2 separate regions of the Homo sapiens genome follow, and region 1 is linked to region 2. A link is an interaction called in ENCODE POLR2A ChIA-PET data of the cell type or tissue named here. Cell type or tissue: IMR-90. All regions are shown on one strand. Links, peaks and the distances in the headings refer to the core of each region. The heading gives the core; the rest is flanking DNA. Region 1 overlaps RANBP9 (RAN binding protein 9). Region 2 overlaps GFOD1 (Gfo/Idh/MocA-like oxidoreductase domain containing 1).

Region 1 (12,149 bases), core at 1,669-9,668, 190 kb after region 2:
TGTCCCCAGTACATAATTTAAAAAATCTAAATTTCAAATCAGCAGAGCTGGTCTACTTCCATGTTGACTATATGCCACAATATAAGTGTGAGCTCTTGAAATGCATAGCTAATGTAGGTAGTCTTCCACTGTGGCAAATGCGCAGGATCCAATTCCTGATCGAGCCATCAGTCCTAGACATTGTGTGGCCTGTCCCATTGCTAGGGCAAGTGGAGGTTGCTTTGGCAGATTGTGGGTTTCTGAGGAAAAATAATTTAAAAATGAGAACAGCAATTAGCAAGACATTTTAAAAAACATTTCAATCAGGAGAATACTGCAATGACTTTAAAAACTACCACTCCCATACCACTCTGAAATATCAGCAAATGAAGGTTTCTAAGCAAAAGACAGATGCCGCCTTGGACATACTATTCTGACAAGGTAGTGTGGGTATTGTGTATTCAACTATAAGATAAACTCTGGCAGAATCAGACTTTTAAAGTATCAGATACTAAAATACTTCCATATTAACTATGATGGGAAAGGTACAATTTTTTATCTGATATTTGGAGTGGAGAGTAAGGAATTATTTCCCTTCTGGTTGATCAAAGTCAGTTGATACTAACTAAAACTAAAAAAGGCACCAGGTTTTCATTACAAGTTTCCACTGATGGGTTCTTCCACCTCTGTGGATAGGACCAAACAGGCTGCCTAGCCATCTCCAAGGCATATATAGGTAATGTTATTTGGGCTGGTGGGGAGTAAGTGGTGGTGGTGACAGTGAGAGAACATACAGCAGAGCCACCCCACAGTTTTGGAGGTGCTAATTTACAGTGGACAGTTCAGACATTTAAAAAAATGCCAATAAATTTTCAGGGTCCTGCATATCATAAGTTTCTTTGTCAGACATTTGTAGTACAAATGCAATAATTAACAAAATTTGTTCCTTGCCAGAGATGGAAAAAAATGAACTAATGGTAAAAGTGGCCAGACTCAGAAGCTGGTAATTTCTCTTTATGAGAAGGCAATGTCCAAACTAATCAATAAAATTACTAATCAGTTCTTTATAGGCACAGTTGACAACAAAGGGCAAAAACAGTTGACACATGGCTAGGAAGGCTTCATATGGTTTAACTCCACTCTTGGTTCAGAGGATGCAATTTGATGGTGGAAGAAAGAAGAGGAAATTTCCAAAAGGGAAAAAGCACAATATCAGAAAGAAGCAAATTCAGGACTTAAAGGTAGAAGAGAAAACAAAAACAGGATTAAGAATAAACGTGTGCAAAAAAGGGCACATAGATTGATGAGAAAGTGTGGTGTCTTGAGGGTTCACAGGGAAGACCGTGCTCAAAGACAAACATCTACAGGGAATATTTTTTTAATTTTATTTTGGCCAAAGGAAGCATCTGGCGATGCATCTTTAACTTTTTTGGATGTATGAAATTTTCATAACACTATATAGATGGACCTACATAATATAGCATGGTATTTATAAACATATACATGCCCATCTATAGCAGTTTAATAATTGTGTCATTAATTTTACAGGAATCGCATACATTTATATTAATAAGATTAAGCACTATTTATGGCTGAATCTACATAATATAGCACAATATGTAAGAGTATATGTGTCTATAGATAATGGTGCTCAACAATTAAATTCCCTTGAAGAACTCAAGAAACTAAATTGTAAGAAAACTGGTCACTTTAAAGATTAGTATCATCTAATAATTAGGTCTTAATGATTACCTACAATATAACTTCAAAAAGACATTTATAGTAAACCATAATTTTCCTTACAATTCCAGCATTATTACTAAGTTACTTTTACCAACGGAGCTAAATGAATTTTGTAGAACCAATGAAAATATAACACATTAACCAAAGAAAATTCACATTTATATACAAATCCTAAATTCCGGAGAACTACAACACTGAGGACACTACTCCTATTCCCAAACTTCAGTATTGGTCCTTAACAAATTAATAAATTTTCTAAGGGCAAAGAAACAGACTGAGTCTTAAATATGAATGCTTTTCATTGCTTCCTTTACATTCTTGCTGTAAGAGTCCTGGCCCTCATTGCAAGTCTCCCTATCTAAACTACTCTTTAATCTACTTTTTGTGGCACTGCCCTCATCTTCCTAAACTAGTTTGAAATATGTGACTAAAAGTCCCTGAACCTTGCAGGGCCAAACAGCACAGCACAGACTTCTAAACTAGACTGGAGTCCCAATTACCTGGGAATTAGACTCTGAAGTCAAATGAAAACTCACTCTTTATATAAATTACCTTTGATGAGAACTGCCCAAAACTCAAACTTGTTTTATGTAAACAATCGACCCTATCACATTTATATAGAAATGCACAATATGTGCAGTTACACAATTCATATAAAAAGTACTTGTTCAGTATATAAATACTATAATCACAAACGCTACAGTGAGCTGCTCATAGGAATGGCAACCAAACGAACATCGAATTAGCGTTTCGCACTTGATGCTCACCCCTGGCTAAGCCTCGCCTTTTAAATTGCTTTTCTCTTCCTCACCCACCCTTTTTATTGGGTAAGGGCATGTAGTTGAATCCGGCTAATATAAATGCAAATAGAATGTGACATCAAGGCTTGATCCTGCCGGGTACTCACAAGTCATCAGGAAGCCCCTTGTGCCCATATTCATAAGCATGGTGGGAGCTGTGATACCAGTGGCTTAGGCTGCTGCTACCCATTGCAAATTTAGCTCAAGCAAAATGGTTGGGAACCAGGTAACAGGGGAGGACCAGCTAGGAATCCTGCCCTCTACTGGATCAGTTTGAGCTTCTCTGATATTCAAGCTCTTCACTCCCTTACTTCCATTTTCATTCTCTCCATCAAAACCTTTCTTGACCTCTTTTCTTCAAATGTACCCTGTTCCCTTCTAGCCTAACTCTTGTGACAATTATTAATCTATGTTCTTAACGTTCTCCGATTCCTTCTACAGCAGCCAAACGAGAGAATGCCACCCAATTCCTAGCCTAGAAATCAGTGGCAGAAAATGCCTTTCACTAAAGAGGGCTGTAAGGAATGTCTCTGGTAGGGTAGTATTTTGAATTATACACAAGGACCACCAAATCTCTCATTCTAATGAGAGAAGTAGACATTCGTGGCTACCAGAAATGCTTACATACATGCACACAAAAACTTCTATTTCCCAAACATCCCAAGTTGTACCCCATCTTACTGTTTTTATTCTATTTAAATCCACTTGAATCTGGAATTAAAGGAGGGGGTTTCTATATTTTAGGTATTTTTATATTTTAAAAATATAGAAAACATTTTCCTGATGATTTTACCAAAGTGTAAATGCCAGTACAAACACCCTCTCTTAAATTTTCAGAGAATCTAACTGAAATTGTGCCTTATTTGGCTTTACTTACCTAATATTGCACTGTTAAGAGCTGAGCACACAGGTTCTCTCTGAATCGGGTCAAGCTGATTTCCAACTGGGCTGTTCCAGGGATCTGAATATGCTAGTAGACTGAATGCATCCTGTTGAAAACACATCGATTTGGTTTTAATTCAAATAGTTCAACTATTATGCTCACAAATGTTTCCAAGTTGAGAGGTAAAATATGGCTTCCAGGCACAGACTAATAATGTAAACTTTAAACCCATTTACTCCCAGCACTGGGACGCTCTACATTTTTGAACATTAAATTATGCAGCAAAGCCTAATTTATTTTCATTTTTCCTGTGGACAGCCATTCTCATTCAACTTCCTCCCATCCCTAAACACAAAACAGGAAAAAAAAATTTCAAAGGAATGAACTAGTACTGGTGTAGGGAGAGTGGAAGGCAAAACATTCAGATGTTTTACTTCACAATTTATTACTACTGATATGAATGTGACAGTCAAAGGACAGGGCCTGTCTGCATTTCCTTTTTTCAACAGATTTAGGAACTGGACACATCTCACTGGGATGTCATCTTCTCAAATTCAGTTATGAAAAAATTAAACAGGCTGCCCTTCAGGACCTGTTTATGCATTCAGTATTTCCAACTATCTCAAGCCACACCTCTTCAAAACTTAAAATGACTGACAGTCGTCTTCTTTTCAAACAACTACTTTATATTTTTTGTCTTCTTTCTATGGGAGGCACATACTAATGGTGGTTTCAGATACTGGCTTCAAGTCCAAGCTCCACCACTAACTGGCTGTGTAGCCTTTGGCAATTGACAATCTAAGTGCCAGTTTCATTACTGCATAATGGGGACTATAAGAGGCCCTATTTCCTAGATTTGTATGAGGACTAAATGAAATTAGCAGTATCAGTTCATTCTAATCTTTCAATAAATGACGTCTTATTATTATGCCAAAAGTCAATACCCTAATCCAGAGCAATATTATACAAATATAAAAATAGAGAAATTCAGAACACTCTTACCAATTTGGAAGGCAGACATGGAGAGTTGCTGCAGAAACTGTCAATTTGTGAGTTCAGGAACACAACACTTTGAAAATACTGACTACTGAAATTCCTAAAGAGCACCATCTCCTAGGTTCAGCTGCTCAAAAAACCAGATTCCACACCCATTTTCCATCATTTCTCTAGTTATCTTACTAGTGTTATGAAAGCAGAGGTGGGGGAAAGGCTTCTGATTAACTGTACTCTTGCCCTTTCTCATCCAAATAAGCCTCTAATATTGTGGATTTAAAGAAGAATAACCCATGAAGAAATGCTGTGAAGTCAGTCTGAGACCACAAGGCATGGAATACACGTGCCTCTACGCAAACACACATGGCTCCTCCATTGTTTTATATTGCTGAGTATTTCATTCTGGGTAGTTTTCTCCTCCAATTACAATAGAAGTTCTTTGAAGATAAAAATTATTTACTATACTATTTTGAATCCCCTGAAGCTATGCAGGTGCTTGGTACAGGAAGATAATTCATATGCCTGTTGAGAGCAAGACCTGCTTCTTCCAGCAATGAAGATGTTTTATGCATCCCACAAAGCTACTTGGTTCTACTTCCCGCCCCTAACCCAACCCACACTTCCCAACCCATGGAAAGAATATATGACCCTTTATCCTGTAAAGCTAACTCAAATCAAACACATTATTTTGTTTTTGGCCGGGTGTGGTGGCTCACACCTGTAATCCCAGCACTTTGGGAAGCAGAGGCAGGCAGATCATTTGAGGCCAGGAGTTCAAGACCAACCTAGCCAACATGGTGAAACCCCATCTCCACTAAAAATACAAAAATTAGTCAGGCATGGTGGTGCATGCCTCTAATCTCAGCTACTCGGGAGGCTGAGGCAGGAGAATCACTTGAACCCAGTAGGCGGAGGCTGCAGTGAGCCAAGATCACGCCACTGCACTCCAGCATGGACGACAGAGAGAGACTCCATCTCCAAAAAAAAAAAAAAAAAAAAAAAATCACGTTATTTTTAAGGACTGAGCTTTGCTCAAGACTTAATTTACCCCACAACCATCTGATGAGGGTACCATACCCATAGTACAGATAAATTTAAAAAGAAATACTGAACAATTTTTCCAAGGAATACTTGGTAAACAAAAACTTCAAGTACAAAACTATATTCATAGCCTACATCCTAACACACCACCGAAAATGTGAAATGTCGCACTCCCAAATCTTAAATTAAGACTACACTGTCTAGTGCAGCAAACCACCATGGCACACGTTTACCTATGTAACAAACCTGCACATCCTGCACATGTACCCTGGAACTTAAAGGAAAAAAAAATACTACTACACTGCAGTGTTTAAAAACTCAGAGAAAAAGTTCTTTAAAATGACAACAACGTATTGTGCACTAATATTGTGTGAAGAAGTGTTTTAGGCACTAATATGGATCATCTATTTAATCCTTACAATAATCATCTAAAGTTGTTATCATGTCTATCATCTAGAGAAGCAAACTGAGGCAGTGAATAGTAAGATGCAGATTCTTTTAGTTACCAATCTAAATGTTAAGAAGAAAAAACATCTAAAATTTTTCTCTGGTATTTCATTTTCAGTACAGTTCAACATACAGCTGTCAGATATTGAGGATACAGTGATGACCAGGACCTAGTCACTGCTTCAAGAAAAGGCTTACATGTAAATAAATAACACACAGTACATTACTATTGACTTAATACATGCAAACTCAGGCTGAGAGAAAGGAGAAAAAAGCATGGTTGGAAACATGGGTAGGGGTTAGGAGCTAAAATACCCCAAAAAACATACTAAAAAGCTTCAAGTTTTTCCAATAAGGAAATAAGGTTTTAAATGAAGGAAACCAATATGGATTAGACTTAATTTTAGAAGGATCACACAAAAACACTATAAAACATGGCTTGGAAGTAGAGTGAAGCTGTAAGCAACAAAACTAACAGAGCCTTAAAAATAAAAAATGGTTTATACCATCAAACTCCCAGTCGTAAACATCTAGGACTTGATTCTTTCTTCACAAAGGAAAATGAATGAAACTGGCAAAACAATACTAATGGTTTAAAGCCTGCTGTAAAAGTTAACTGGTGATGATAACCAAAGAAATGCAAATAAGCAATTTTAAGATACTAACATATGTTAAACCCGCTAAAGTAGCATTAATGTAGTAGTGCCATTGGTACATTCCTTCATTACTGCTGGTAAAAGTTGGTAAAGGGTTTCTGAAAACCAGTATAGCAACATGCAGTGAGAGCCACAATAATGTTCATATTCTTTGACTCAATTCTACTTCTAGAAATTTATCTCAGTGGAATAATTTAAGAAACAAAGATACATGTATAAAGATTTCACTAAAGCATCTGACATAAAAGCAAATGGAAAAATCCAACAACAGAGCAATGTTGAAATAAACCTATACAGCAACAATAAAATATCATTGAGCCTTTTTGTTTTTTTGAGACAGGGTCTTGCTATGTCACCCAGGCTGCAGTGCAGTGGTGCAATCACAGCTCACTGCAGCCTCGAGCTTCTGGGCTCAAGCAATCCTCCTGCCTCAGCCTCCCAAAGTGTTGGGATTACAGATGTGGGCCACCACACCCAGCCTCGTGTAGTTATTTAAAAATAATTGGAAATAATGCATAGAAACTGGGAGGAAATAAATTCTTATGACAAAACAGAATACAAAATAGTGTCACTACAGTTATTAGCTAGTTAAGATACATGCACATGGGAGTTAAGGCACAAAACTGAAAATACCTGAAATATGTAGCATTATGGGTTATTTTAAAGCAAAAAACATTACCTCAGTGGAATAACTTCTGAGGGAAATGTGACATCATTTAGGTAGGATTTTCAAATTGTACTCATATTTGGTTTAGAATCTGGAGCAGTTTCTAAATAGGGTGACTCTAAATGGTTCTCTTGCTACTTCAGTTACTAAAGGGTCCTTGCAGGCTGGGGCTGTTCATTCATACTGGACTTTCCACAGTCCCTACAACAATGCCTCTCCACACTGCAAAAATTCAATAAACAGCTGCTCAACAAACAATTCAAGAGTTCTTTTGGGAGCCACTGGAAGACGTAGGCAGATAAGGAACAAAGACAACAGGAAAAGAGGAAAGAAGACTTTGAAAAAACTAAAAGGAAAAAGGTCAAGAGAAACAGTGTGCCACCTGACCTTCAACATTAATCAAATCTCTCAATCTCTCTCTCTCATGTCTCTGTCTCTCTCTCTCTCTCTCTCTCTCTCGTGTGTGTGTGTGTGTGTGTGTATTTGCATGAACTTCTGAGTCACATGACTCAAAGTTTATGCAAACCTAAAAACGATGCTACAATTTTAAAAAATGCTACAATTACAAGTGAACTGAAGTGACAAAAAGAAGTGGAATGATTTCTAAACCTGTTTTCTCTTCATGTTGCCCTCAAATCATCCGGCCTTGTTCTTTGGCTACTTATATATAAGGTGGGTCAGTTGCTCACCTTATCCCTATCTAGATCAAGATAAGTTTGGGAAATGAGATGGAAGCAGCTCAGAGTATTAAGAAAGTCTCTGAAAGTAGCTGGCATTTGCTTAGAAGTTAGAGGTGCAAAATCAAAGACATCTATACTCTTTAAATAAAGATGATACATCTTCACACAATTCAGTATATAACCAAGGAATATCTTTGAGAATTGGCCATATAATGCCATCTTCTGAGCTTCATGTAAATAAGAATCAAACACAAAGTAAGCTAATGGAGTATAATCTTAAATTTTCAAAGGTATTTCATCCTGCTCAATTAGCATAAAGTTTTAAAAAGAAAACCAAGTCAGATGACCTAGTGTAAAAAAAGTCTTAAGAATTCTTAAAAAAAAAAAAAAATTCTTTATTTCCAAATATGCCCTAAAACAACAGTACTCAAAGTATGATTCAGGGACACCTGGGTCCAAAAACCTTTCAGGGGATCTGTGAAGTCAAAATTATTTGTATAATAGTACTAAGATGTTCCTTGCCCTTTTCTCTTTCATTTCCTCTGACTATATAGTGGAATTTTCCAGAGGCACAAGACATGTGATACCACAACAGACTAAAGGCAGTCTGGTCTGTATGCGAATACAGCTCACCTATTAAACCAAGCATTAAAGAGACTTACAAAAAAATATAAAGCAATGCCACTCTTCTCATTTTTCTATTTTTTTTTTTTTAAGAGGCAAGGTCTCACTATGTTGCACAGGCTGAACCTGAACTCCTGGGTTCAAGTGATTCTCCTGCCTCAGCCTCCTGAGTAGCTGGGACTACCGGCGCCCGCCACCAGGCCCAGCTACTTTTTTGTATTTTTAGTAGAGACGGGGTTTCACCGTGTTAGCAGGATGGTCTCAATCTCTTGAACTCATGATCCGCCCGCCTCAGCCTCCCAAAGTGCTGGGAATACAGGTGTGAGCCACCGCGCCCGGCCTGATTTGACTTTTTAAATTAAACTTGTTTCAATTATCAATTATTTTTTATCTAACATAAAAATAATTTAACTTTTTTGATAGCTCAGGGTAACCACTAGAAACAGCAGTTTTTATACTATGGAGTAGATGAAGTTCAAAGTATGATAAATACACCTGACTTCCCATCTCAGCTAGGGAAAATACAAGATTGCATGCCTTTAACTTGAGGTGCTCTATAACACATCCTAGGCCAGGCAAGCATGTTATGTCCTACACTTGTGCTATGTTTCAGATTTCAGATTTTTTCAAATGTTAAAACATTACTAATTGAGCATCTCTCATCTTAAAGTCCAAAATGTTCCAATGAGCATATCCTTGTGTATCATGTCGGCACTCTTAAGTATCAGATTTTGGAGCACTTCAGATTTTCGGACTAGGGATACTCAACCTGTACTAACTTTCAGTCCAGGTCAGGAAGAAACAGCGGCAGGAATCTTTTGCTTGCCCTTTCCTACCATACCCAAACATTAGTCTCAAGGCCACTGCATTCATCTCCCCTTTAATTTCAGTCTTCTTCCAAAATATTCAGAAGAAAATGTTTACAATGAACCAACTGTTAAAGAGCTGTACATCTCTACAACTGCAATGCTGACTTAAGTTAGGAGAAAGCCCCTCCACCTTCAACTGGTACACAAAACTGTGGCTACTTTACTGAATTAGATTGTATCCATCCTATCAGCTCATGGACAACAATCCAGAAGAGACTTTAAAATGTATTTTAACTATTCTGGCCATGAAAAGTGACCCAATTCTTCACTAATTCCCATCAAAATGAGAACCATGTGTTATACATCCAAAATGCTATAAACCTGAACAACATTTACTAAAATGAGATCTCAGACCTATAGTTTTATCTGCACGCCCACATTGCTCCTAGTAACTGCTGATTTTACAGCTGAGAAAATAAAACTAAGAAACTAAGTTAACGAGGACACACAATGTTGATAAGCACTAGCACTGGGATTTAATCCTTTTTTTTTTTTTTTTTTTTTTTTTTTTTTTTTTTTTTTTTTTTTTTTTGCTTTAGTCCAATGCTCTTTCCAGTAGATCAGAACTGCCTAACTTCATCAAATATTTCCACTCTCAGATGGGCAAGGAGCCAGGGGGAAGGTCAGGTCCCAGTTCCCTAACAAGAATTTCTGGTACACTGCTCAGTGTTTCACAAAACTACATTTTAGTTCCTCTGACATATTCATAATTTTTCAAGAAAAAATATATTCACCTTCAACATTTTTTTGTTTGCAGTGTTCTTGCCACAGTCTCTCCTTAGCTGTTCACTCATTGCTTGCAGCTCTCGTCCAAAGTGGATCATTCTTTCTATGGCGGCCTGACTTCCTCCACACAACTGGCGTCTCAACTGACTTGAATCAACTTCTGTAAGAAAAACAGACAAGTATTTTACTACCTTATGGAATGGAGTATAATGAGGACACGAACATACATTTCTTATACCATTTTGTACATTTAGTAACTATTCCCTAATATTTCATCTAAATATGCAGATTGTTAAAAATTCATTTTTAATATGAAACTGCAGCTAAAAGATATACTTTATTTAGCTCTCAAGAGTCTAGGATCCAGTATTCAGCATGCAGTTGAGAGGGGACAACCTTTCAGTGTTAGAGGGTACTTATGTCAGAAAAAAATTTTAGAAAAAGTATAATTCCCTAAAACTACATTAAGCAACATTTAAAAAAAAAAAAAAAAAAAGGAAAACTGTTAATAATGCCACTCAGGCTGCCTTAACTGACGTAGTAGAGATGTAATAAAATGCTCCTGAAAGCTAAGAAAAGCTAAATGACTACAATAAAAATACAGAAGACAGCATATTATACTAACTGAAAAGATTAAATGCACTACTTTTAGAAAAATACCACTTTGAAAAAATAATTTTTTTTTTTTTTGGATGGAGTCTCACACTCTGTCACCCAAGCTGGAGTGCAGTGGTGTGATCCCAGCTCACTGGAACCTCTGCCTCCCAGGTTCAAGCAATTCTCCTGCCTCAGCCTCCTGAGTAGCTGGGATTACAGGCACGCGCCATCATGCCTGGCTAATTTTTGTATTTTTTAGTAGAAATGGGGTTTCACCATATTGGTCAGGCTGGTCTCAAACTCCTGACCTTGTGATCCGCCCACCTCGGCCTCCCAAAGTGCTGGGATTACAGGCGTGAGCCACCATGCCCAGCTAAGAAAATAGTTTTATATATCTTGATTGATAAAATAATTTAACTGTATAAATTACTTATAAGTCATTAAAAATAAGGTAATGACGATGATGATGGTTAATATTTCCCAAGCACTTTGTGCTATTAGCTTTTTGGATTATTCATTTACTTTCACAATAACTTATGAGGTCGTTATTATACCCATTTTACAGATGAAGAAACTGAGACACAGAGCAGTTAAGTAATTTTTCCAAGGTCACACAGCTAGTAAATGGCAGTTTTGCAGAAATCAAATCTATGTAATCTGGCTCTAGAACTCCTGCTCTTTATCACTGTACTTAAATTACTCTTCAGAAACTGAGGTGGCTGATATTGAAGAGTAAAACAAAGCTGCATTTCTTTTTAAAAAACAATTTTAGTAATACCACTCAATCTCAAAATAATAAGAAATCTAACATTGCCATGGAATTCCAACAAATAAATGAAAAAATGTAATCCAACAAATAAATTTTCACTCTCCATTTGATGGGATAGTTTGCTGATGGGACAGGCAATTTACTACTTAAGTTGTCTACAAAATAAAATTATGCATGCTAATGTGTCTTGGAGCCACATAATTTTTTTGTTGGTGGTGGGGTTTTTTTTTTTGGTGAGGGAGGTCATACTTAAGCACCTACTATATACCAGGGATAGTACTATGCAAAGTCACACACGTTTACGTTAAACTCATTTAAGAAATACTGATTAGAAATTTGTAAAATCATCTAACCATTTGGCCTTACTGACTATACTGACATAAATATAAGAAGTTCTATCATCTCCAACCTAAAATAGCCTAGAGGCTCAACACCAGTAAGTCAGTACTGCTGCATTAGTGACAGCGCTAAACCTGAGCCTAAGCAGTTCAGCAAGAAACACTGCCTGTAGCTGAAAGGTAACTCTACTTTCTCTAGCAGCCCACTCAAACAAGAGTTTAAGTGCTATGCATTACTGTCAAGTCCTACAGCACATACATCTTTAAATCTGGTTTATGCTCATCAGCTGTGAATCAGTACAAGTAAAAACATAACCTTGTAGCCATCATTTTTTAT
Region 2 (12,149 bases), core at 2,411-10,410:
ACTTGCGGCAGCAAGGTCACTGCAGAAACTCACACATCCTGAGCGGCACATGTCTCAAACCAAACACCTCCAGGGCAACCGTAGACCTGCCCCTTTCTAGAGCTTTCTCTTTCTGAGCACCTCCAAGCACATTCTGTGCTATACTCACAAACATCCCAGCCTTCATGTCCTTACAGAAGGGGGTTTGGGGACTGCAGCCTTGAGCTACAACTGCCGTCTCTATTTACCTACCCGGGAACAGAGTGCTAATAAAGAAACAACAAGCAATGGAACTCAAACACAGAGCAGCAGAGAACCCTTGAAGAGTGTGTCTTTGACCTGTAAAATATTGGTTGTGGTAGAGGTGCTAATTCCCTACTTGCATCCTGAACAAGTTACCTTTGCACATGCTGTACCCTCTGCCGGGAATACACTTTTCCTCCCTCTCTAATTTCCTATTCATACTCTCCTCTCAAATAAGACTTCCTTTACTCACGAACTACTTCAGACCCCTGGCATATGCTCTTATTTCTCTTTCATCTCTCTTATTATAATTGTAATTAAATAATCAATGGTGTGTTTTCCTGTACTAGACTGTTAGCTCCAAAGAAACTATACCAGTCATGGGCACCATCCCTCCAGGTGGGTTTGCCCCAGTAAGACCCGCAGTACATCCAAGCAGGTTGTTGCATTGTTGAGAAACTTCTGTGCTGGTTGGTAAACAGCTACTGCTCCAAGCCCACTGCATGCCTTCCCCGGAAGCTAGACTTGATCCAAACCATGCAATGACTCTTTATAATATGGTTTCATAGCATTTCCTGTGCACAAAGTGTGGGCCCTAAGTAACAGGCTAGCTGGGAACTTTGAACTTTTGCCTGCTGTTCTTGACTAATAAATTTGGAAAAGTTGGGTTTCTTCTCCAGCTAGCTATGTTTTTAAAACCCTAATATTATAAATATAGGAATGGAAGAGAGGGGTTAGGAGTGATGGTCAAAGGAGATTTTAGCACACATTCATGTTTACAAATATAATTAGAAACTAACTTTAATGAACTTTCTCTTACATGAGTAGAATATCTGGAAGGATTTACAAGATACTAGAATCACAGAAATGAAACCCAATTTGCGTTCTTGACTTCTAGAAACATTCATCTCTGTTATCGGGGAGTAACAGTGGTTTCTCCAAGAAGGGGAGTTGGGTGACCAGAGGATGGAGAAACAGGAAGATTAACATTTCATACTTTACTCTTTTGTACCTTTGAATTTTGAATCACATGTGTGTATTACCTGAGCTAAAAGTATACAAACATGTTTTTAAAAATTAAATTTTGAAAGCACATAAATAAACTTTAATTTAAAAATGAAAGTAAAACATGAATATGTTCCTTGTTAAAACAAGTCTAACACTACAGTAGGAAATAAAATGAAATTAAGTTTTTCCCTTGCCAACTCCTGTTCATTCCCCAAATAAAACAGTTGTAAAAGTTTCTTATATATTCTCCTAGAATATCTATCTTTTAAACATAATTAACACAAATGGATCATGCTCTGCATTCAATTTCACATATTAAGTTTTCACTTACTGTATCTTAGAGATCTTTCCATATCAGCATATGCAAATCTAAATTATGGTTTTATAGGCTGCATAATAGTGTGTTGTATTAATATGACACAATTCACTTAACCCATTCCCCTATTTACATAGACACATATGGTGTTTCCAGTTATTCAGTATTATAACCAATGCTGCAATAAATAGTTGTGCTAATGTAGCTAAATGAATTTCCACAAGTCGATTTGCAAAGGTGAAGGGTGACGATTTTCACCTTGACCGCTATTGCTGAATTGCTGGGCACATACTTAATCATTCTGTGGCTTTATTTTCTCCATTTCGTATATGAGAAAATGATTGATGAGCTATCGGATTACTCCTATAAAAGGCTTGGCTAGCCTGAGAAATATGAAGCGAGATCATTTTATGTGACATTCTATCAAAGGCACTGTGTTCATTCAGAACTCCAGTTCAGAGCTTTGTGCAGAGCCAGCTCATATGGACAGCCCCAGGCCAAGCTGCTGGTCCAACGGCATCAGCCTCAGAGGCTCTGGGAAAGCAGGGCCTGGATATCCCTTGGCCAAGTTGTGTTTATCTCCTAAAACCACTTTCAGAGGGAAAGTGTGAGTAAGGTATGAGAAAAAGGGAAAGGCTGACCCAAATGAGGTGGGTCTTGGTGAAGGCAATGATGAAAAGTCAGGAAGTTCTACCCTCAAAGCCTCTCCCTGCTCTCAAAGCTCTCCCAATACCCAACCTGGTATTGGGTTTCTGCCTCTCCCTGCTCCATCATCGAGTTCCCTTGATGACACACCAAGCCTCGCTGAAGATTTTATCTTTGAAATCATCCTTTCTCTAACCACAGCAAATGTAGGAGACAGGCTTGAGTAGGACCCTCTTAACTCTAAAAGTCACCTGAAATCCCTCCACACTCCCTCACATGCAGCCAATAGAACTTTCTGCAAGGCTAGAATTGCTCTTTATCTGTGCTGTTCAATATGGAAGCCACTAACCACATGTGACCACTGAGGACTTGAAATGTGGTTAGTGCAACTGAGGAACTGAATTTTTCATCTTATCTTCTTTTAATTAATTTAAATGTAAATAATTGCTTGTGACTAGCGGCTACTATGTTGGGCAGAACAGCTATCATTGTTTTTAAAGTACTGGTGCCTTTTTAGTTCAAACCTCTTATAATCAGCCCATTCAAAAAGACAAACCCACCCTCTAGCAATCATGTAACAGATGGATGTGTATAGATATACAGCAATGCATACACCATGGGCCAAAATACTGATCATGACCTTTGGCAGTCACTGCTATGTCTGGTCAGCACACTGCCATATACCAGACAGAAATCATTACTGGTGCACTTGAGTTTGCAAGAGTAAAGATACTTTACTCATTCTTTGTTCAGCAAACATCTATTTCAGCTATGCTGTGCTGGGCCCTGGGGTTACAGAGAAATAAAATGCTGAGGGAGAAAATGGGTAAAGGAGGAAGGAAGAAAAATAAAATAAAATATGGAAAGAAAGACAAAGAAAAATACAAACTATGTGGTTAGCATTCAGTGCACACTTTTTAACATGTTATTTCATTTATTTAATTTAGTGGATGAGGCATATAAATGCCAAATGGCGATGTTATGTGATGAAGGGTTTAGTAGGCTACACACAAAGAACTTGGGGAGGATCGAAGGGCATACACTAATTTGAGCCTCCTCTTCCATTCCAAAGTGAGATTTTGAAGATTTAGTATTGATGAACCCAGCCCTGAATACCCCCAGTGCACAGTTGTGATCTTCTGTTAAAACTTAGAATACAAAAGCTGTGTGCATTGTGTTTACATAAGAATGAAGAGAAAGGGAAGTTCATTTCAACATGGAAGGCAAGAAGGCAACAAAAATGTTGAGGAACTGAGGATGCAATTACCCTCTTTACAAAGAAAGCTAATTGTAATCACACACAGACTTTTACTATAGCCTGTAACCACTCAAGAGTAGTTCCCAAGCCTCACAGAAAATTCAGTACCATCTCTGAATGTAAAATTATACCTTCTCAAAAATGCATGAAAACAATTAAATTTGAAAAACTGAATGACTAGTCTCTCAATTAGTAATATATTAATATTAATATATATTCATCTACACTGCTGAGCACTTATAATGGACCCAACATATATATTATTTATATCATCTCTAATCGTCATCACCCATCACCCTGTAAAATGAACACCCACTGTTAACATTTTATAGATAAAGAAACCAAGGTTCAGTGACGAAGTACTGATCTAGGATTCAACCCAAACCTTCTGAGGTCTGAAGTCCATACCCCAGCCCAGTGGTGAACATCCTAGCACTAATAAATGCCAGTAAAAACCCCTGAATAAGTGAATCTGTACTGGAGCTGGTACTTAGGTGAAGGTGTTAGCTGGTAATGTTCTGAGAGCAGAATTGTTAATCCAGACACAATGGATTTTATAATTAATACTTATGAAACATTGACAGAAATTGATATCCTATAAGTAGACATGATTTTATACCAGTGAATGAGAACAGAATCATAGAAATGAAAGCCAATTTGCATTATTTCATGTCTAGAAACATCCATCTCTGCAATCAGGGTACTCAGGGATTAACTGGTCTAGATGTACTAGATAGAAGGTTAGGGGTACATTCCCCAAACCTTCCTCACATTTAATTTTCTCAAGACTGCCCCTTGTCTAACACTACAATAAAGTCACATTTTAAAAACTTATCACAATAAGAAGGAGAATCTAGGAACAAACAACTGAAAATTGAAAGAAGATAATGTGTTTCTGTAATTTCAAGTGGATTTGGGTGTACCTGTAGGTCTAAGAAAGTGGCACAGTTGTCAGAAGAGGCTCTGATGCTCAGCCATTTCCCTCAATGCTTCTCTGCAACAACACCATAGGCTTAGAGTATCTGACTGTCTCTGTCAAACAAATGCAAGAATTGCATTCCCTTGCCTCCCTTCTAGCATATGTGGGAACCACCACATTTGCACTTCAGAAGTTTTCTTTGCAGGTAGAGAAACTGAGCTCACCGGGCACAGTAGCTCATCTTGTAACCCAGCTACTCAGAAGGCTTAGTCAGGAGGATTTCTTGAGGCCAGGAGTTCAAGAAGCTGAGCTGGGGATGTTGGTTGTCATTTACTGAGCATTTACTATGTCCTGGCAGTGGACTAATCACCATGCATGTATTATCTCTTTTAATCTTCATGGGAAACATGTATGTTAGATAATACTATCCCCAATTTCTAGATGATGAAACTCCACTATTGAGCTATGAAACTTTTCAAGTCTTAAACAGTGGCTCTCAACATGTTTACCCAGGGTGAGAAGAAGGGAGAATACTTTCAAAGACACCAATGTCTATGATTCACCCCTAGAGACTGTTACACCCTTGCTCTAGGATACAGCCTGGGCATCCAGAGTTTTAAGAATTTCACGGGCAATTCTAATGTGCAGCAAAGACTAAGAACCACTGCACAAAAGCAAGTCAGTAGAGGAGACAGGATTTGAACCCAGGCCTCTCTAATCCCAGAACCTGAGACCTTGACTGCTTGCCCTATACTGCCCTAAAGCTGAAATTAAGAATACTGGATGTTGGCAATCAATGATAATTGTTATAGGATATCCAAGCTTGATCAATCCTAGCATTCCAGGCTGTTCAGTTCTTCCACGGAGTGCCAGGTCTTTCCATTTAAGGGTTAACATTAGTTCTTTTTTTTTTGTTTTTTTGAGATGGAGTTTTGCTTTTGTTACCCAGGCTGGAATGCAATGGCGCGATCTCAGTTGGCTGCAACCTCTGCCGCCAGGTTCAAGCAATTCTTCTGCCTCAGCCTCCCAAGCAGCTGGGATTATAGGCACCCACCACCACGCTCAGCTAATTTTTGTATATTTTTAGTAGAGACAGGGTTTCACCATGTTGGCCAGGCTGGTCTCGAACTCCTGACCTCAGGTGATCCACCAGCCTCAGCCTCCCAAAGTGCTGGGATTACAGGCATGAGCCACCGTGTGTGGCCAACATGAATTCTTTATTTGTGAACCATGTACACCTCCTGGACTGTAATCAGTCCATCTACGATGACTGCTCTCAGAGCCCTAGCTTTGGGCAGCACTCCTCATCGCTAGAAAACCAAGAGTTCGGACTTCCTCCCATTTCAGGACTGGCTGGGTCTCCTGGCAGCAATTTTGCTACCAGATGTTTTCAGAAATCAAAACCAGATATGTTTCCTATTAAATCAGAGAACAGCTTTCAATGTAAACAGTAGTTGGGTAATTACCCTAACATCCCTAGTTCACTTCAAGAAATGCAGAGCTCTTTAAATACTTTAAAATAGTGCTTATTTTGTTATTTTTAAAGCCCCAGCTTTGCCAAAATTTCCCTGGTGTGTGTCTGTCCTGCTCTGGATACATTCTCCACTGCTCTTCTCCTACTGTTCCTCCCCACAGACAGAAGGAACTGCTGCAATCAGCTGTGTATTCAGATGGATGGGAATAAAAAGAATAGGGTTTGGCCTATTACACAGATTACTTCATCTGCTAACCTAAAAGTCCATCAGATCATCGTGAAGAAGTCATCTCACAGTCCACATCTACTAAGGTTGATATAATTTGGTACAATAAGCATTTAACAGTAAGATCTCCTTCCCCAGCCCTTCCCACAGAAGCTAGGGTAGTGCGGTGCCCACACTGGGCCCAAGTTTATTTCTGGATTCTGAGACCTCCCTCCAGCTCTGAAGGTGCATGAGGGTCCACCCTGGACATCTGCCCTTCTTCATCCTCCCACATCCACGCTGCCAGCACACACCTATGGGCTCTGACTTTTCTTCTTTCTAAATGAGTGGGGTTTGGGGTGAAAAACTCCCTATAAAATGACAAATCTGAGATCATTGCAAGTGATAAATCTCTTTCAAACGAAATGTGGCACACGTAACTTACGCATCACATAGATAAACACCCAACAAAAAGGAGAAAATAACTGAATTTAGGGTTCTGTCCGATTTCATACGTTGTGTTAAAAAATGTATCTTTTCCTGAAAATTGGTAAGATAGTAGATTTTGAACTAGTCTCACTGCAAAAATAAATGTTACGAATAGTAAGTTCTCCCTTCATCAATACGTTCTTGGAAATTGCAACTTTGCACTTAAAGTATATTGAGTATATTGTATTGGTATAACAACATACCAATGTGAAACCAATTTGACATAGACTAATTGATATAAACAAGAGTTAAGTTCCTATGGCATATTTCTGGTCACAAAAATATCACCAAACTTCTAAATAAACACCCAAAACACTTATAATATTAAATACTGAAGTAAATGTGATAGATAGATAGATACATATTTAAGAAAGATTAACAAAAACAAGTAAGATAATCATTTACCCAATTATTCCAGTTTAGGAGCATGTGTGGCTGCAGCCTGTCCTGGCTGCTCAGGATACAAGGAGAGAACCAGCCCTGGACAGGATATCATCCCATGGCCAGACACACCCACACACACACCCCCACACTCACTCAGATGGGGACTGTGTAGACACGCCAATTCTCCTAATAACACAGCTTTGGGATGTAGGAGGAAACTAGAGCACCTGGGGAAAACCCAGGCAGACACGGAGAGAGCATGCAAACTCCATACAGACAGTGGCCAAGGCCGGGAATCAATTTTTTTTCTAATCGTTATAATGAAAGGATGCTGAACATTGTATGTGAGGTACTGCTTATGTTAATTAGCTTGACTTAGCCATTCCACAGTATATACAGGCACACCTCACTTTATTGTGCTTTGCTTTATTGCACTTTTCAGCTATTGCATTTTTTTAAACAAATTGAAGGTTTATGCGACCCTGCGTCAAACAAGTCTATCAGCACCATCTTTCCAATAGCATGCGATCTCTTTATGTCTCTCTATCACATTTTGGTAATTCTCACAATATTTCAGACTTTTTCATTACTGGTATTATGAAACATAGTGATCTAAGCAACAGATTTTCAATGTAGATGAAACAGCCATCTCTTGGAAAAAGATGTCATCTAGGACTTTCATAGCTAGAGAGAAGTCAATGCCTGGCTTCAAAGCTTCAAAGGACAGGCTGACTTTCTTGTTAGGGGCCAATGCAGCTGGTGACTTTAAGTTGAAGCCAAAATTCATTTACCATTCCAAAAGTCTTAGAGTCCTTAATAATTATGCTAAATCTACTCTGCCTGTGCTCTATACATGGAACAACGAAGCTTGGATGACAGCACAATATTTTAAGCCAACTGTTGAGAGCTACTACTCAGAAAAAACGATTCCTCTCGAACCATTACTGCTTATTGACAATCCACCTGGTCACCCAAGAGCTTTCATGGAGATGTCCCAGGAGATGAGTGTTGTTTTCATGCCTGTAGCCCATGGATCAAAGAGCAATTTTGACTTTCAAATCTTATTATTTAAGAAATATACTTTGTAAAATGATACCTGCCATAGATAGTGATTCCTCTGAAGGATCTGTGCAAAGTACACTGAAAACCTTCTGGAAAGAATTCCCTATTCTAGAAGCCATTAAGAACATTAGTGATTCAAGGGAAGAGGTCAAAATATCAACATTGACAGGAGTTCAGAAGAAATTGATTCAAATCCCCATGAATGACTTTGAGGGATCCAAGACTTCAGTGGGGGAAGTCACTGCAGATGTGATGGAAATAGCAAGAGAACTAGAATTAGAAGTGGAGCCTGAAGATGTGACTGAATTGCTGCAATCTCATGATAAAGCTTGAATGGATGAGAAGCTGCTTCTTATGGATGAGCAAAGAAAGTGGTTTCTTGAGATAGAACCTACTCCTGTTGAAGATGCTCTGAACACTGTTGTAATGATAAGAAAGGATTTAGAATATTACATAAACTTAGTTGATAAAGGCGCAGCAGGATTTGAAAGGAGTGACTCCAATTTTGAAAGAAGTTCTACTGTGGGTAAAATGCTATCAAACAGTATCACATGATATTGAGAAATCTTCCTTGAAAGGAAATCAATCAATCAATGCAGCAAACTTCATCATTGTCTTATTTTAAGAAATTGCCAGCCAGGCACGATGGCTCATGCCTGTAATTCCAGCACTTTGGGAGGCTGAGGTGGGTGGATCGCTTGAGGTCAGGAGTTCGAGACCAGCCTGGCCAACATGGTGAAACCCCGTCTCAACTAAAAATACAAAAATTAGCTGGGCATGGTGGTGGGCACCTGTAATCCCAGCTACTCGGGAGGCTGAAGAAGGAGAATTGCTTGGACCCAGGAGGCAGAGGTTGCAGTGAGCAGAAATTGCACCATTGCACTCCAGCCTGGGCGACAAGAGCAAGACTCAGTCTTAAAAAAAAAAAAAAAAAAAAAATCATCACAGCTACCCCAACCTTCAGCAACCAGCACCCTAACCAGTCAGCAGCCATCAACATCAAGGCAGGACCCTCTACCGGCAAAAGGATTACAACTTGCTCAAGGCTCAGATGATCATTCGCATTTTGTAGCAAATTAAAATATTTGGGACCCAGCAATCCCACTACGGGTATACCCAGAGGAATCTAAATCATTCCACCATAAAGACACATGCACACAAATGTTCACTGCAGCACTGTTCACAACAGCAAAGACATGGAATCGATCTAAATGCTCAACAATGGCAGACTGGGTAAAGAAAATGGGGTACATAAACACCATGGAATACTATGCAGCTATAAAAAAGAATGAGATCATGTATTTTGCGGGAACATGGATGGAGCTGGAGGCTATTATCCTTAGCAAACTAACACAAGAACAGAAAACCAAATACCACATGTTCTCACTTACAAGTGAAAGCTAAATGATGAGAATTCATGGACACAAAGAAGATAACAACAGACACGCGGGTCTCCTTACGGGTGGAGGGTGGGAGGAGGGAGAGAAGCAAAAAAAAAAAAAACTATTGGGTACTAAGCTTAGTATCTGGGTGACAAAATAATCTGTATGACAAACCCTTGTGACATGAGTTTACCTAGCTAACAAATATACACATGCTCCTGTTAAAAAAAAAAGAACCTTTCTCTAGAGTTTAAAAAAAATCTGGAAAATTCTTTATCCTAATGAAAATATATGTTCACGTGCTTTATATTTATGTTCAATATTTTTATTGGGATTGAATTTCAATTATTTAATATTTAATATAGAACGTTTTATGTCTAAGTAACTGGAAACTTAAAAATAAAAAAAATTTAATGAAAGTATGTACATTGTTCTTTAGACATAATACTACTGCACACTTAACAGATTACAGTGTAGTGTAAACATAACTTTTATATGCACTGAGAAATATAAAAATGTGTCTGACTTGCTTTATTGCAGTGGCCTGGAACCGCACCCACAATTCTCCAAAGTAAGCCTATACATATTGCAAAACAACACATTGTATATGATCGATATATACCATTTTTATATGTTAATTAAAAACATAAAAATTAAATATGTATCTTTTCATCTCCCCAGCTCCACCATAAAAATCAACCCCCTCTAAGTATTAAATGAATCCCCTTCTAAAGGAAATTGATTGAGAATACAAATACCAGTCTGGCAATAACACCACATTAATGATCAGTAACACACCAACTTCTGCATACACTGGCAGGGACTAAACACGGCAAAGGAAGAGGGCTCAGCAGCCAGCCACAGGCGCCGAGGCTGAACAGGGAGGAGGGAGGAGTTAGCATTCCGGTGAAGGTATCGGCTGGCAGCCTTCCAAGCTTGCAGATGTTCACCAACTCCTGTCTTCATCAGGAGCCAGATTTCCTGATGCTCGTTGAGCACCACTTCTCAGATTCATATTTGATTACTAAGGAAATAATATGCATATAAATGAGTTCCAGAGACTGCCCATGGCTATAATCTCCTATCGATCACAGTAATAATGTTCTGTACTTGTACTGGGCCCTCAATCTGAAGAGACCAAGATCCAATCCCACCGTTTCCCTATCAGAATAGCCATAGAATTAAAACTATTTAGGGAAACAAGCTCTTGTTTCACATTATCCAGAGCCAAGGACAAACAGATCTCGTCATTTGGCAATGCCTGGCTTCTTTCCCCTCCAAGTATGGTTCTGAAGTGGGAAGAAGATTCTTACAGCCAAAGAACCAGGAGGAAAAGACAGCTGGGTCTGGCATCTCTGTTCTTCTTAACAGGCTTGCTTTCAAAAGAAAGGCAACATTTTTTCCCTTATTTCTGCAGAATCAAGAGGTTTGCTCTAAAACAAGAAAGCTTAATGCTGCCACTTAGAAGACACACAAACCAAGTAAAACTCAGGACTAATCTTCAAGAGATCAATAGCTTCTGGCCATGTGTGACACAGGCTTGTCCTGCTGGGTTGCACAGTCCAGACGTCCAACCTCAGCTGTCCTACACCTCTCAGGTGGACGCCACAATGTAGGTCTGATCTTTTCATAGAGCATCACACCACAGAGTGGGCTAAATGTGTCAACCTTGATCAGAAGGAGAGTGCTGGGTGGCAGGAGGAAGGTTAGAGAATGTCTGTTTATTCAACCTCAAAAGGAAAAAAATGATGCTGGCAGGGTCAAAAATAGACTAGCAGAGGGAGACGGGATCTCAAAACCACCATGCTGGAGTCTGAACCAATTGTTCTGTCCACTTTGCTAATAATCACAGCCCATTCCTAGCCCAATAACAAACTGAAAGTTAACAAAGCTGCAGCTCTGGGGATTCTAATGTGACAGGGACAGGCTTTTGAAATAGCCACATCATTAAATGGAATTTGTTTCAAATCACCTTTAAAACCTCCAAACACAGGCCTGTACACTTGCAATTCCCAAAACTGAATCCTAAGAACCAGCATGCCCAGGCTGCCCCAGGAGAATGAGGGGGAAAGCATCAAGACAGAGAACTGTATGTGTTAGAACCCGGGGGACCACTGGGGTCATTAATTATATCGACTGGTGGCTGTGATCTCTAGGTTGGAGGTTGTTACAGTGTGGGGAGGATCCACATCCTGAAAAGCCTGGAAAGAGCCTGGGATTCAGACACAGGACATGGTGAAGCCGGGAGAGTCTGAGCAACAGCCAAGGGATACACCAGGCCCACTCTGGCCACCTGCTAATCCTAAAGTGGCTTATCAAGCAGCGTCAGCAAACACACCCCTGACACTGGCAGCGAATCACACGTGTAGGCCACATCCACTGCCCCAAGCACATGTATGCAAGTGGCCACCAGCTACAGCAAGGGGAGCCTTGCATGGAAGCAGGGATCCCAAGAAAAAGGGTAAGGGCCGATGTGATCCCACTCATCTGTCCTGCTGATGGTGGAAAGGGATGTTAGAGATCAGAAGCACATATTTGAGCCTTTTCTCCTTTCACCAACTGGCAGCAACAACATCCTTCATCCCCACCAGTCATTTCTCTGCCCATCTTCTAGGTGTCCAAAACAGAGATGGTTTCCCCAATTCTGAGTCCATCCAGCTCTAAGTAACAATAAGTATTGGCAAAAATGGGCTCATCTGTAAGGGATGCTTTTGGAACCTATCTGATCTCCTAGATGTTAAAATAAACAATCCGCTGATTTCACCACCATCCCAAAAGATCACAG

The links. ChIA-PET counts read pairs that join two places held together with the same protein. Peaks named below come from ENCODE experiments on the same cell type or tissue, not always from the same donor. Only the 100,000 strongest peaks of a DNase experiment are listed, where the experiment ranks them.
Region 1: POLR2A ChIA-PET joins it to region 2 with 5 read pairs; 3 of 35 experiments call an interaction of 5 or more read pairs at or near these places.

What each region holds. Positions count from the first base shown.
Region 1 is chr6:13,622,254-13,634,402 of GRCh38, forward strand. RANBP9 (RAN binding protein 9) reads right to left here. Exons shown (of 14, transcript NM_005493.3): 12 at 10,117-10,268; 13 at 3,400-3,511; 14 at 1-239. The coding sequence ends at 109. It also overlaps a transcript of NOL7 not described here. Among named protein-coding and RNA genes, the nearest start is that of NOL7, 13 kb to the left of the region's middle. In IMR-90, for the core only: a CTCF peak has its summit at 2,790 (motif pointing left); no DNase peak of the experiment used is centred there.
Region 2 is chr6:13,434,918-13,447,066 of GRCh38, forward strand. The region is part of intron 1 of GFOD1 (Gfo/Idh/MocA-like oxidoreductase domain containing 1); the gene reads right to left. Among named protein-coding and RNA genes, the nearest start is that of GFOD1-AS1, 45 kb to the right of the region's middle. In IMR-90, for the core only: no CTCF peak of the experiment used is centred there; DNase peaks (open chromatin) are centred at 5,754 and 10,294; H3K27ac peaks cover 500 bases.